2 separate regions of the Homo sapiens genome follow, and region 1 is linked to region 2. A link is a loop called in an ENCODE intact Hi-C map of the cell type or tissue named here. Cell type or tissue: sigmoid colon. All regions are shown on one strand.

Evidence for each region. Peaks named below come from ENCODE experiments on the same cell type or tissue, not always from the same donor. Only the 100,000 strongest peaks of a DNase experiment are listed, where the experiment ranks them.
Region 1: a loop joins it to region 2, with 3 times the contacts of the local background. A loop is called at or near these places in 5 of 110 quality-filtered maps.

The regions. Positions count from the first base shown.
Region 1 is chr15:94,014,803-94,022,802 of GRCh38, reverse strand. All of the region lies in intron 2 of LINC01581 (long intergenic non-protein coding RNA 1581), which reads left to right. Among named protein-coding and RNA genes, the nearest start is that of LINC01581, 89 kb to the left of the region's middle. In sigmoid colon, no CTCF peak of the experiment used is centred here; DNase peaks (open chromatin) are centred at 962 and 3,542.
Region 2 is chr15:94,094,249-94,102,248 of GRCh38, reverse strand. All of the region lies in intron 1 of LINC01581 (long intergenic non-protein coding RNA 1581), which reads left to right. LOC105369203 (a long non-coding RNA gene) reads left to right here and starts at 2,813. Exons shown (of 4, transcript XR_002957694.2): 1 at 2,813-2,992. In sigmoid colon, no CTCF peak of the experiment used is centred here; a DNase peak (open chromatin) is centred at 4,918; H3K4me3 peaks cover 1,535 bases.

The sequences.
Region 1 (8,000 bases), 79 kb after region 2:
TATTATTTACCTTCTTTTTTAAAAAGAAAATAAATGCATCCCGAATACTGAAGATTCTCAAGTGATTATTGCTAATTGTCATATGGTCATCATTTCTCTCAGCTTTTAAATCATATTTACAAACTCGGTGGGTGATCTTTGACTTTGACAAGTCCTCAATGTCATTGTCATATCACAGTGGAAATGGTATTGACCCCACACCTCTGCCATACTGCAACTCAGTGACTAATCCCACAAAGACCCTCTGGGGCTCATAATGGTTGGATCACACTTTTCATTCAGGAAGTATATGCTTTCCCAGCCTGGCATGGATACAAATTTTGGTTGAGATAGTAGGAAAAAGCACGGTCATTTTCACTGAACTGAATTAAAAAAGCAGTCACAAGATGGTTGGGTGCAAATCCCTCTGGGGGGAGAAAAATGAAACAGAGACTCCTTGTGTCTCAATGACCCTGGTGCCCCAACATCAAGGTCTCATGTCAGGTTGGCGGTACTCCCGTCCTCCTCTCACTGCTCTTCAGCATCCTGCCAGATTGCTCCTGACACTGCTCCAGCCCAGGTTTAAGGAGGAAAATGTCACATTTTACACTCCTGAGGATTTCTCCCGGCAACCTTCTGCTCCATACCACACCACAGTCTTACTTCCCAGTGTACAGCCTAATCCCTACTCTTGCAACTTCCCGAGTAGCTTCTCCCAACCCCTGGATGTCTGGTCACTGAAGAAGAATGTCATCACAGAGCAGGAAGAGTTTATCACAGAGGATCAGGTAGAAGGACAGAAATGTTTTGCTATGTGTCTATTAGAAATTCTTCTTTACCAAGACAGTAAAAAACCAAAAGAAAACTGGGAAGCAGCAGATCTGGCTTCACCTAGTCAGAATGAGCTAGACTTACCTATGACCTGCAGTGTTGACCAGGACTGTCAGTTAAAACTAAACACATTTCACAGTGGCAGCCAGCCAAAAACATAAATTCTGCCAAAAACTAAACACTGCACAAGGTCTGCCTAGTTTCAAAACATCTATGCCAACCCCACAATACACAGTGTGCTGTGAGTGTGATTTTGCAGAACCGCTGCAGGGACAGTCTGAAGGAAGGGGGTCAGCTCTGAAGGCCAGCAGCTCTCTAGGTTTGGGGAAGGGTCTTGGGATTTCTCTTTACCTCCTATGACATAATAAAAGCCAGGTGTGGGGGGAATGTCTATTAAAAAGGGTCATTTGGTTGGGTCATATGCCCACTAAATAGCTTTAAGAAAGGAAGTTTTCAGAGAGCCCCGGGGGAAGCATGAGTAGTCTTTCTGGGTCACCTCTTTAAGATAGTTGAGGTTGCAAGTAAAAGCAAAGTATACCATTGTAAGAAGGCTTAGCTTAAGGAAATAAGGACTATTGTTTTGTTTTATTGCTTATTTTAAAATTAGATGAGTCTTAGAAAACATAACGGCCTCAGACTTGTGGATTTTGCATCCCAGGCTAGGAAAGGCATGATGACATTTGGGAACCACATGGATATATCTAATGGCTTGAGAGCGTGAGAATCCATCAATAAAGGGCATACATTGTCTAAGAATATAAATACATGTGCATATTTTACTGCCTGTGTTTAACAAATATATTTGAGACATTTCTCTGTGCTGGGTCCTGAGGGTGAAACAATGAACGGTTCTCTCTGAGCACTTAAAAATTTTGTGGGAGATGGAGACAAGCAAGTAGGAAGCTGTGGAGGGTGGGGTGAATGCTAGCAGAAGGACAAGCACAGAGCTCTGTTGGGGTGGAGAGGAGGGACATCTTACTCCATCATAGGGGGGCGGGGAGTCAAAGAAATCAAAGGACTTTCTGGAAGGATATGAAGGACTATGGGAGTCAATTTAATGGAGAAGAAAAGAAAGAATTAATAGTGAGCTTATTGGCCAGGAGCAGTGGCTCATGCCTGTAATCCCAGCACTTTGGGAGCTGAGGTGGGTGGATCACCTGAGGTCAGGAGTTCGAGACCAGCCTAGCCAGCATGGTGAAACCCCATCTCTACTGAAAATACAAAAATTAGCCGGGTGGTAGTGCTGTGCACCTGTAATCCCAGCTACTTGGGAGGCTGAGGCAGGAGAATGGCTTGAACCTGGGAGGCAGAGGTTGCAGTGAGCCGAGATCACGCCACTGCACTCCAGCCCAGGAGACAAGAGAGAAACTCCATCTCAAAAAAAAAAAAAAAAAAAGAGCTTCTTATAGTTGGATTCCTCTTCAATTCCAGATTAGAATTTCAGTTTTCATGCTCATCATAGTGAAGGACCCTGAACCAAGGTCTTCTTGATGAGACATTATTATGCAGCCCCACTTCAGCTGTTTCTTTTTCACAAAAGATACTGACTTCCTTCTCCCTGCTCCGTGCCAATGACCTGAATTACCAGCCTCAGATTGCAATCCTATTTCAAAGAGGACTTCCCTGCTGCCTTCAACTCCTGCTTAAACACAACTAGCCTGGAGGAGTCTGTTCTAGTTCTCCACCCATATGAAAAGACCAATCAGAGTATCAATGCCCTTTGGTAAATACTAAAGTAGTCACATCTCCGGGAAGCATAATTTGGATCTGCTGGGCAATCCGTGAGACATCATACCCTCCTCCGCAATCCTCTATTTCAACTTCTTTCCAAAAAGCTCATGACAATCAGGTCCTATTAGGCTTTGTGATTGAAGCTATGTAAGTTAAAAGCCAAGTGTGGTGGTGTCTCTGTAGTCCAGATGCTCAGGGAGGCTGAGGGAGGAGGATCACTTGAGGCCAGCAGTTTGAGGCCATAGTGCACCATAATTGTGCCTGTGAGTAGCCATAGCTCTCCAGCCTGGGCAACATAGCAAGGCTCCATCTCTAAAAATAAATAAATTAATTAAAAACTAAGTAAATTATGAAGCTTAATTCAGTGTTTTGTTGTTGTTGTTGTTGTTGTTGTTTTTGAGACGGAGTCTCACTGTCCCCCAGGCTGGAGTGCAGTGGCACAATCTCGGCTCACTGCCAGCTCCGCCTCCCGGGTTCACGCCATTCTCCTGCCTCAGCCTCCCGAGTAGCTGGGACTACAGGTGCCCGCCATCACGCCCGGCTAATTTTTTTTTTTTGTATTTTTAGTAGAGACGGGGTTTCACCGTGTTAGCCAGGATGGTCTCGATCTCCTGACCTCATAATCCGCCCGCCTCGGCCTCCCAAAGTGCTGGGATGACAGGTGGGAGCCACCGCGCCCGGCCCAATTCAGCGTTCGATATTTGAAGACGATCTGGGTCAGAGGAGACCGCATGAAAAAAGAGTTTGGGGTTTTAGGGCAGTAAAGTTTACCAACTAACACCTGCGGACTTGCCCTCTCTTATTTCCCCACTAAAATGTGTATAAGTGCACAAGAGGAGGTGCAGAAATGGCAAAATTAAAGCCGAGACTACTGACTGTGGGCTGTCTCCCTGTGGGAAGACTTTCTCATCCTTGGCTAGGATGGCCTAACCAGGGGAGGCTTTTAACCAGGTTCTGACAACTGGAGTTACTTCAATTCCTTTGATCTTTTTTAAAAGTTAGTATCTCGGGCCCGGGCCAGGCCCAGTGACTCACGCCTGTAATCTCCGCACTTTGGGAGGCTGAGGCGGGCAGACTGCTTGAGGTCTGGAGGTCAAGACCAGCCTGGCCAACATAGTGAAACCCCGTCTCTACTGAAAATACAAAAATTAGCCGGGCGTGGTAGTGGGCGCCTGTAATCCCAGCTACCCGGGAAGCTGAGGCAGGAGAATCGCTTGGAGAATCACTTGAAGCCAGGAGGCAGAGGTTGCAGTGAGCCGAGATTGTGCCATTGCACTCCAGCCTGGGCAATAAGAGCGAAACTCTGTCTCAAAAAAAAAAAAGTAATATCTCAAAATATGTATTTATCTTCCAATATGTGAAATAATCCTGTATGAAAAACATGCAGTATTTATTTCACTCATCTAGACCCCAAATTCATGTTCCTCAGTAGCAAACACATACAATTCTTTCGATTTTTCTACTGGTATATAACCAACATGTTTGATATTTTCATTTAGAGAGATTATCTATTGTCTTCCACTAAAGACGATGAATATTTAATTGCTCTTACATTCTCCCCACCTCCAGAGTGGGGGGAAGAAGAGATACATCTTCTTCCTCTCTTCCATCATTTCCAGACTCTCAATAGGAGAATTCTGTTTGCATTATGATTGTACATGCTACCTAATGTTCACGAACTAAATTCTGCAGTGTGCTAGGATTATATTTATTTTCTTGCACAAAACTTTGGTTTTCTGGAGATTTTTGTTTATTTATTTATTTTATTTTTGAGATGGAGTTTTGCTCTTGTTGCCCAGGCTGGAGTGCAGTGGCGCCATCTCGGCTCACCGCAACCTCCGCCTCCCGGGTTCAAGCAGTTCTCCTGCCTCAGCCTCCCGAGTAGCTGGGATTACAGGCATGCTCCACCATGCCCGGCTAATTTTGTATGTTTAGTAGAGATGGGGTTTCACCATGTTGGTCAGGCAAGTCATGAACTCCCGATCTCAGGTGATTCGCCTGCCTCGGCCTCCCAAAGTGCTGGGATTACAGGCATGAGCCACTGCGCCCAGCTGAGATTTTTATTTTTTGTTTGCTTGGCTTGTTACGTGGTTGTTAGCAATTCTTCTTCCACAAAAACTCTGATAGACAAGGTACAACACATCCTCAGGAAGTCAGACACACCAGGTAATCTATGAGGCCCATCTTATACATGTTACTCCCAGAACCCTCTCTCCTCCAGCTCCAATCTGGGCTGGCTGGGTAACGAACAACACTAAACTCAGCGGCTTTATACAACATCCATTCTATCATCTCTCACGGTTCCATAGGTTGCTCAGCTGAGCAATTCTGACTAGGGTATCAAGACCTCAAGACTCCCTCCATCTCATCAGGCCTCAGGTGGCTCCATGTGGTGAGCTTGGGCCTCCTCATAGAATAGCCATCTCAGGGTTATTAAACTGTTTGGCTTTCTCCAGTATTCAAAAGCCAAAGGTACCAGATTTCTCAATGTTTGGACCTCAAAAGTCCCAGAATGTAATTTCTACTCAATTCTATTGTTCACAACAGTCACAAAGCTAGTCCAGACCTAAGAGAAGAAGGAATAAGCCCCACCTCTTCCCAGAGTCATAGGAAAGCCGCATTGCAAAAAAGGATGTGAGATGGGGGACTACATGATCAGCTATAGCTGTGTACCTTGTAATTCATGAAACCTCCCTCTCCCATCATTTTGATAGTTTCCTTTACCATCATCTAGAGCACATTTTCCAGTGTGGTGGTCAATAGGCACATGAAGTTATTTAAATTATTATTATTATTATTGAGATGGAGTCTCACTCTGTTGCCAGGCTGGAGTGCAGTGGCATGACCTCAGCTCACGGCAACCTCCACCTCCTGGGTTCAAGTGATTCTCCTGCCTCAGCCTCCCGAGTAGCTAGGACTACAAGCTCATGCCACCACGCCCAGTTAAGTTTTGTATTTTTAGTAGATACGGTGTTTCACCATGTTGGTCAGGATGGTCTCCGTCTCCTGACCTCGTGATCCACCCTCCTCAGCCTCCCAAAGTGCTGGGATTACAGGTATGAGCCACCACTCCCAGCCAGAAGATGTCTTTACCTATTCTGTGATAGAATCATTATTCACTTGGTCCCACATCTTTCTCTTTATAGTTTTATTCCTTTACTTTAGTGGAACACATCAATAAGTATATTCTAAGAAATGCCATATAGGTATCAATTTTTCAGATGTTATATGTCTGTATATGTCTTTATTATTCTTATATTAATTAAAAATGTTAAACTTTTACGTTAGCTTCAGGGGTACACGTGAAGGTTTGTTACATAGATAAACTCATGTCACGGGGGTTTGTTGTACAGATTATTTTGTCACCTAGGTATTAAGCCCAGTACCCAATAGTTACCTTTTCTGCTCTTCTCCCTCCTTCCACCCTCCTCCACCTCGGAGTCTGTTGTGTCCTTCTTTGCATGTATAAGTTATCATTTAGCTCCCACTAATAAGTGAGAACGTGTGGCATTTGGTTTTCTGCTCCTGCATTAATTTGCTAAGGATAATAGCTTCCCGCTCCATCCATGTTCCTGCAAAAGGCATGATCTCATTTTTTATGGCTGCATAGTATTCCACGGTGTGGTGTATATGTACCACATTTCCTTTATCCAATCCGTCTAAATGGGCATTTAGGTTGATTCCATGTCTTTGTTATTGTGAATATGTGGCAATGAACATTTGCCTGTATGTGTATTAATGGTAAAATGACTTATATTCCTCTGGGTATATACCCAGTAATGGGACTGCTGGGTTTAATGGTAGTTCTGCTTTTAGCTCTTTGAGGAATCGCCATAGTGCTTCCCACAATGGTTGAACTAATTCACACTTCCACTAACAGTGAACAAGATTTCCCTTTTCTCCGCAACCTCACTAGCATCTGTTATTTTTTGACTTTTTAGTAATAGCCATTCTGACTGGTATGAGATGGAATTTCGTTGTGATTTTTGACTTGCATTTTTGTAATGATCGATGATATCCATCAGTGATTAAAATTTTGAAAAGATTACATTTTGGGGGAAACATTTTCCCCAGGGTTTTGAAGGCATTGCTCTATTCTCTTTAAGCTTACAGTGTTGCCTTGAGAAGTTGGTAGACCTTCTGATTCCCACCCTTTATATGTGACTCTTCTCTCTATATATCTTAAAACATTTAAGATTAGGAAAATCATCTTCATTGTTCTGAAATTTTATAAGGATATGACCTGACAGTCATTTTTCACTTATGACATTGGATGCTCAGTGGGCCTTTTCAATCTGGACAGTCATGATCTTCAGTTCTAAAATGTGTTCTATGTAATTTATTTTATAATTTTCTTTTCATCATTTTCATGACAGGACCCCATATGTCAACATCAATAGGTCTTTTTTCTTTGACACAGTATGTTTCTTTAGAAAGGTGTTAAATTTATTTAACAAGTAAACATATTTAACAAGTAAATTTAACACCTTTAAAGTAAGATGCCATTGGCCTGAGGCAGTCCCCACACCTTGAGTTTCTACTTAATGAACTGCAACCAAAGCCAGCAGACAAATGAACCAAGATCTAACTATGTATTTCTTGTAACACATAGTAGGGTCTCAGCCAACTACAAGCAGCCAAGTTTAAGCCAGTCACGGGCTGTCAACTGATCAAACCATGTCCAAGGAAGACAAATGCCTAGCTGTAACCCATAAAACTATTTCTGTATAACACTTCCATTTTCAGTCTATAAATACCATTCATGTTGTGAAATGAAGCATGAAGCTCTCTGAACCACTTCCGGTTCTGGTTCTGAGTACTGCCTGATTCATAAACAGTTCTTTGCTCAAATCGACTCTGTTAATTTTTATGTTATTTTATTTACTTATTTATTTATTTTTGAGACGAAGTCTCGCTCTGTCACCCAGGCTGGAGTGCAGTGGTGTGATCTTAGCTCACTGCAACCTCCACCTCCCAGATTCCAGAGATTCTCCTGCCTCAGCATCCTGAGGAGCTGGGATTACAGGCACGCACCACCACATCTGGCTAATTTTTGTATTTTTAGTGGAGACAGGGTTTCACCATGTTGGCCAGGCTGGTCTCGAACTTCTGACCTCAAGTGATCCGCCCACCTCGGCCTCCCAAAGTGCTGAGACTACAAGTGTGAGCCACCGGGCCTGGCCAATTCTGTTAAATTTAACTTGTCCAGAGTTTTCTTTGGTTTGTTTTGGCTTTTTGAGTTTTGCTCTAACAAAGAATAAAGCCCATACTGTCTTATTTGAAGTATGTGCTGCTCTTGCTGGCATCCTGGGAGCAGAGCAGGAGGATAGCAGTTGGATTCAATAGGTAAAATTTTGTTAATTTTTCTTCTTCTTTTCTTTTTTTTTTTTAAATTCTGGAGCCCTCCACACACCCCTCCCCTTTTCCCCTCTCAACCCCTTGGCCACCTTCACTTGTGC
Region 2 (8,000 bases):
ATAATGGAAGGAAGCCTCTTTTACATGATTTCATAAATAGTTAAGTGGAAATTATCCAAATCGGCAGCACACCAGTTAGATTCTGGGAGGCATTTGTTTGATGATTCTTAAAGCCATATTAACATAACTGAAACCTAGCACTTCCCAGAGTGTACTTAATGGATTTCAATACAAATTCTTTGCAAAAAAACAAAAACAAAAAAATCAGCCAAAATTTTGGAAAGGGCTGGCTTAGGCAAAGTTAAGCAGGTTTCTTTCATTTTTAGACTTCTTAAAGTTTAAATAGAGAGTTTTGACAAGTAAGTTTCTTTTTTTTTTTTTTTTTTTTTTTTTTTTTTTTTTTTTTTTTGAGACGGAGTCTCGCTCTGTCGCCCAGGCCGGACTGCGGACTGCAGTGGCGCAATCTCGGCTCACTGCAAGCTCCGCTTCCCGGGTTCACGCCATTCTCCTGCCTCAGCCTCCCGAGTAGCTGGGACTACAGGCGCCCGCCACCGCGCCCGGCTAATTTTTTGTATTTTTAGTAGAGACGGGGTTTCACCTTGTTAGCCAGGATGGTCTCGATCTCCTGACCTCGTGATCCACCCGCCTCGGCCTCCCAAAGTGCTGGGATTACAGGCGTGAGCCACCGCGCCCGGCCGACAAGTAAGTTTCTTAATGGTGTATAATTTGTGTAACATTTCTTAAATTTATTTGCTGAAAGGACTTATTTTTTTCTTGGAATGATTTGAAGGGTTATTGTTCTCTTGGGAAATTCTACACTAATCAGGGTGGGACTAGGGTGAGGCAAGTGAGGCGCTAGCACCTGCACAACGTGAGAGCAAGCACCTCCTTAAATTGCACACCCTGGGTGCTTCATGGCTTGTACTAGTCCCAAACCTGGCTCTAAACCATGGGCAGTGGCACAGGCTAGCCAGGGAGAGACTTCTGAGTTTACGCGTGAAGCTATACCACAACATGTCTGCCGCAACCAGCCAGCTACCCAAACATTTCCTGAACAAATGAATTCCAACTAAAATGAAGAGGTATTGTCCCTGACTACTGGGATCAGTAAACAAACGATATCATGGAACAGTGCACTGTGAAACAGTTACCAGTCCCAGGGAAAGACTCCAAATACATGGAGAATAGCGAAGATCATCAACACTATGCCAACCACCAGGAATAAACATCCAAACACTTCTGTCCATTGCATTTTGGTACTGACGTTGCCAAGGAAAACAAAGCAGTCAAGCACCAGATGGGACAACGCTTTACTTACACAGAGAAGAGACAGAGCCAGATCAGCTTCAATGGCATGTCAGTCCTCCGTGGCCAGAGGGTTCCCACCCCACAACCCCTGGCATCCAAGTAGGGCAATTTACCTAAACACACTCCTCTCCCATCACAACAGAAGGACTCTGACCCCTACCCCAAGGAATATGAAATACAGAAAACTGGAGACATGCCTGAGGGTCATTGACATACATACTTAAGCAGAACTAAGGGATACTCATTGAGCCTGAAACAGGGAAAAATAGTCCCACACTTGGTAAGGAAGTGTTCCAGGCTCATGGCCCATTCTTATGTGGCCAAGGAGGGTCAGAAGACTGTACACGAGACTGCTTTTCTCAGCAGATATCAACATAGTTATTCTGTGACTGAGCCCTTTTAATTCACCCTGTGGTGTGTGCATGAGTACGTGTACACACACACCATCTAGAATATGAAACTGCAGGCTTTCCTTGGTCCAGCACAGTCATGTGTGACTCTTCCTGGCTAAATGCTGATGAACCTAAAGGGAGCATGGCTCGTTCCCCACAGTGCCCCTGTTACATGCCAGGACTTGAGGAATGATTAGAGTCCTGAGTTCAAGCTGAGAGGTAGTTGCCCTCCTCTATAGAATACGCCCTTGGCTTCTACTTCCCCATGGATGGAAGGTAAATCCTCAACAGGGTGCCACTTGAGGATCAGGAGATCTTGTATCTGGGAGCGGCTCCACTCCACAGTTCCCCACCACTCCTACCCCTATGTGGCCTATCCATTCTTTTTCTTTTATTATCTCAAAGTTTCTGTGAGTCAGGGGTTTGGACTTGACTTGGCTATATTTTCTGCTTCAGAAATTCATAAAGTTGCCATCAATGTATTGGCTAGGGCTGAAGTCTCACCTCAAGGCTCAGCTGGTGAAAGATGCACTTCTAAGTTGACATGGTTGTTACCAGAATTCAGTTCCTTGTAGGTTACAAGACTGATGGCCTCAGTTTGTTGCTAACTATAAGCTAGAAGCCTTCCTCAGTTCCTTGCCACACAGGCCTCTGTACAGGGCAGCGTACAATATAGAAACTTATTCCATCAAAACCAGAAAGGGAGAGAGTTTCCTAGAAATATAGACATTAAAATGTTATGTAACATAATCCAGGAAGTGACATTCTGTCATTTTTGCAATACTCTATTTGTTAGAAGCAATTCACGAGTCGTGCCCATACTCAAGGGAGGGAATCACATAAGAATGTGAATACTGGAAGTTAGGGAGAATTGGGGCCATCTTGGGGAATGTTTTCAAAGTCCAGGGAGCTTACAAATATGCCTTGGTTTATATGTTCTGCATTTGCAAGGTCTTATTTTAAGCCAGTGGTGGGTAGCTCACTAGAGCCTTCTGTGGTTTCTCCTAAGCAGGGACACACAGCTTTGTGCATGTGTATAGGCTTCCAGATGACCAGGTGTAAGTGGGATCTCAACAGGGTTCCTTTTGTCCGTCTCATTTAGCTAAATCTTCCTGTTACATTTCTGGCTGCTTTGCTGTTCTGTGAAATCTCCCAACTAGGACGGACCTGAGGCTGATGTTATCCTTCCCTGTTTATGTTACGTTTGCCACTCGTAGCTTTCTTGTTTTCAACAAGAGGATTTTCCACTATCTGCTCCAAATGCTGCAAGTTCTCCTCTAGCAGGGAGCAGAGCTTCCAGGCATTATGATCTGTCCTGCCTGTCTGGATGGAACTTCTGCTCCATACTATTGGTGAGTGGGGGTGCAGAGATGGGAAAAATTCCTAGCTAAAATGTCACAGTAGATTTTCTCAGATAAGTGCTTCTAAATTTTGTTATATGTTCTTTGGTCAATTCCCAAAGTCTTTAAATAGTAATTTTTGGCAAATTGTTACAGTTTTAACACTGCTTTATGCAACAGTTTTTCAACTTCATCACCCAGCCATTCAGAAATTCCTGTCTCCAGACCTACAGAATCAGAAACCACATTTTAAAAATAGTTTCATGTGATTTGTATGCATAATTCGCTTGAGAAACAGTAGTCTGGGTGATTTTCAGAAATTCCAAATGAGAAGCATTCAAATATGTACTGATATCCAAGATCCTCAGTTTGGAGGTTTCAGTACTATTTATTGTGGGATTAAGAAAAATTGAAAACACAATGCTTGTTTCTAGAATGTTAAATAGAAAAGTGTAACTATTTTCCCCATATATTAGAAAAAATACCGTGCATATTACACTTACCCCAAATATACAAAAATAATAATTTATAGTTATTAGTGGGATAGAGAGGAGTATAATCCTATCACCATAGGGGATAAAGTACCTCAACTCATAGTCCAATGCAGTATCTTGAAAATGAAAACAATAGCACTGTAACTATAGGAGTACAATAAGAACTGAACTGATTAAATGTTTACCCAATTCATTAGAAAATTCTATTGACTCTACCTTTAAAACCCATCTTGAATTTGTGGATATAATTGGTGTATCTGTTCAGTTGCCACTTGGTTGCCTACACCTGAAAGGCAATACGGTGGAGCCAATCAAATTACAATTGACCCTTGGACAGCATGGGTATTAGGGGTGCCAACACCCCTTGTAATTGATAGTCCGTGTATACTTTTTTTACTTCCTCAAAACTTCACTACTAATAGCCTCCTGTTGACTGGAAGCCTTATGGATAACATAAACAGTTCATTAACACATATTTTGTATTTTATATGCATCACATACTGTATTCTTTAAAAAAGTAAGCTAGAGAAAAAATGTCATTAAGAAAATTATAAAAAAGAGAAAATATATTTACTCTTCATTAAGTGGAAGTGGATCATCATGAAGGTCTTCATCCTTGTCTTTACACTGAGTAGGTGAGGAGGAGGAAGTGGGGGGTTGCTTTTACTGTTTCAGGAGTGGCAGAAGCAGAGGGAAATCTACATACAAGTGGATCTGTGTTGTTCAAACACATGTTCTTCAAGGGTTAACTGTCATTGACATCGAATCACCTTCATTCTTTCTAGCTTTGAGCAAGTTAGTAACTTCTCCATGTTTGTGTCCTCATTTATATAAGGAGGATAAAAGTATTTCACTTATAGGAAGCTGTGAGAATTAAACGAGTTAATATGTAAAAGGTTAAAAACAGGGTCTAGCCCTCAGAAACACTGTGTAGGCATTTGCTTTTATTACTCTCCAGTGTTACCAACATAGTCTGAGTCACTTTGATTTATTGTCTGTATTACTTAACAACACACTGTCTATCTGGCCTTTCTCCTTCTACTTTTGTTTCCTTAGGGTCTGTTATCCATCCTGTTTTCATGATGATCCTTTAAAAAATGTATAGGCCAGGCATGGTGGCTCTCGCCTGTAATCCCAGCACTTTGGGAGGCCGAGAGGAGCGAATCACTTGAGGTCAGGAGTTCGAGAGCAGTCTGGCCAACATGGTGAAACCCCGTCTCTACTAAAAATACAAAAATTAGCTGGGTGTGGTGGCGCATGCCTGTAATCCCAGCTACTTGGGAGGCTGAGGTGGGAGAATTGCTCCAACCTGTGAGGTGGAGGTTGCAGTGAGCCGAGATCTTGCCATTGCTCTCCAGCCTGGGCGGACAGAGTGAAACTCTGTCTCAAAAAAAAAAAAGTATGTAACTCTTTTTACTTTCTTGTGGCTGCAATGTACTAGAGCTGGCCAGCGCTGACGTAGGAGAGAGCCAGTGGTGCTCATCTCTTACTAACTCCGCCTCCAGTGACTTCACTTTAGTATACTGAAATTGGCCATGGTAGGATATACACACCATGGAGTTTGGCAAATGCTACAGATCACTTTCTTTTCCCTGGAAAGCTGTTTTTAAAACATTTACCAGCATACCACTAACTGATACCCTCCAAAACTTTTCACAACACTTCCAATAAGGTCTGAATTCCATCCTCTGTCCTACAAGGCCCTGAATGTTCTGAACCGTGCCTTCGTCTCAAACTTTATTTCCTTTCTCTTTGCCTTGCTAAGTGCTCTCTAGTAAAATAGTTCTTGATCCCATCCCATCACAGGGCCTGAAAGCCTCCTCCTCATTCTCAGGGATTTCTTTTTTTTTTCAAATTTCTGCTCAAATATCATATCCTTTGAAAAGTCTTTCCTGACCATTTTACCTCTGTCACTCTCTATCTCCCTATTCTTTGTTTTTCTTTATAACCCTTATAATTCTTTTATTATATTACCTATGTAAACATTTACTTACTACCCATTAGAATATAAGCATGGTGGTTCACCCCCGTAATCCCAGAACTTTGGGAGGATAAAGTGGCTGGAGATACCTTGGGCTCAGGAGTTCCAGACCAGCCTGGGCAACATGGTGAAACCCTTTCTCTACAAAAACACCAAATATTAGCCTGGTATTGTGACTTGTGTCTGCAGTCCAAGCTACTTGGAAGGCTGAGGTGGGAGAATTCCCTGAACCCAGGAGGCCGAGGCTGCACTGAGCCGAGATCATGCCACTGTACTCCAGCCTGAGGGATGGAGTGAGACCTTGTCTCAAAAAAAAAAAAAAAAAAATTATAAGATCAAGTACTTCATCTGTTTGTTCACTCTTCACTATGGACTACTCACTGTTCAGAGGAGTCCCTGTTGCACGCAAGTTACCCAATAAATCATCATTAAATAAATGAATAAATTAGTGCTTCAGTATAAATGTATGACTTTGTTTAACCCCTAGCACACGAGGAGAATATTTCCCCTTACTCTCGCCAACAATAGTAAGCTTTTAACGTTTGCGTGAGCAACAGAAAATGCTAAATGGCACTTACCGTGGGCTGGGTACTGTTATAGGTACTACATATATGAAAACTTATTTCATCCTTACAACAATCCTTTTACTGATGACAAAACAGAGAAGTTGAATAACTTGCCTGTGGACCGTGTAGCTAGTAAATGGTAGAATGAAGTTGCAAACCTTAAGCCCATGTTCTTAATCATTTTACTTTACAATTTCATTATTCCATTAAAAATGCTACCTATGACCAGGAGAGGTGGCTCACGCCTGTAGTCCCAGCACTTTGGGAAGATCACTTGAGGTCAGGAGTTCGAGACCAGCCTGGCCAACATGGTGAAACCCCGTCTCTACTAAAAATACAAAAAATAGCTCAGTATGGTGGCGGGCTCCTCTAATCCCAGATACTCAGGAGGCTGAGGCAGGAGAACCCTTGAACCTGGGAGGCGGAGGTTTCAGTGAGCTGAGATCGTGCCATTGCACTCCAGCCTGGACGACAAGAGCGAAACTCCTGTCTCAAAAAAAATGCTACCTATTGTTATTTTATTTTGCATTGCTTCTACTACTGGTGTGTGTGTGTGTAAGAGACTTTTGTATATTTAATGACCATTTGTATATTTTAATATAAAATACAACTGCAGGTTCTTTGCTCTTCATTTTTTTCCAACATAAGTTGGGATTTTGATCTTCCTCTGATTTATTCATAAGAATCTTTTATATTTATATTTCAGGGCTACTAAATCTTTGTCAATGGCGATTTTTCTTTGACGAATAAAACAATTTTTATATAGTCAAATGGAGCAATTTTTTTTCTTTTAGACTTTCGGGCTTTAATGATGTGTTAGCAAATGCTTCCCTATGATTTAATTTTTATGTGATAATTTCATTTTTAAAATAATCCTTTGCCTTTAAAAAATATATAACGTGACTTTGAATCAGACCAACTATCCCAGTAGTCTCCAACATGGCTGTACATTAGCATCTCCCATGTGTCTGAGTCAGATCCTGAACCAACTGAATCAGAATTTCTGGAGTTAGATCCTGCATATCTTTACATTTCAGATGTGAACCCCAATGATATATCTTTCTTTCTGATGTTTCTTTTTTGTATACTAGTAAAATAATCACCCAATCAGGGATATGATGTACTGTAACCTTTCTTCACCTGACAGTATATATTAAGTTTTGTTATCAGCATTATTGCAGTGTTGTAAAAGTTGTCTGCAAGTTTTCTTCTTCTGCTACCTCCTGGGACAATTTAAGTTGTAAAATGATTTCTTTTATTCTTATTCATCTCTACATTTAAAAATATCTCTTGTGTTAATTCCGGCAATTTGTATTTCTATATAGAAATTATCTCCATTAAAACTTTAAAATATAGTTCTAGATTTTTTGATTCCCCCAGTATTTTTGGTTTTCAGTTAGAGCCCTAGCAAGTCTATATAAAATACACTGAGGATGGTAATCTGATGGGGTTATGGTGGGAGCTATTCTTAGACTTGTATGGAAGCTCTGTTTGCATAGCATTTTATCTGAATTTGAAGAAAGATCCATTGTCTGTGTCAAATATTAATATTCCAGAGATGTACACAAAGCAGATTTTCATGTATTCACTGTCTCTTTTCAAGGATATGGCTTCCCCTATAACTCCTAGATAGGATCTGGAAAGGAATACAATTCTAGTCCCTTAATAGCATTAAAAGTAGGAAGAAAGATGTTTCAAAGTGAATGAGTCATGTAATGTTTGCCATTGTTTTTACCCTCACTTTCTATAATATGTACCATAAATCTCTATTTCACTTTGAGACGAATTGTGTCTTCTATACATTTTTTCCTGAATAAAGAAATGCCTGTCTTATTATCACAGATTGGCTCTTTGTGTTGTTAAACCTTTACAAAAAAGAAAAAAAAAAAGGCTTTTTAAAATAGAGAAAATACAGAGTATCTGTAAGACTCCTTTCAACTATTATTTATATGCAAATAAATATCTACAATTACTCCTGC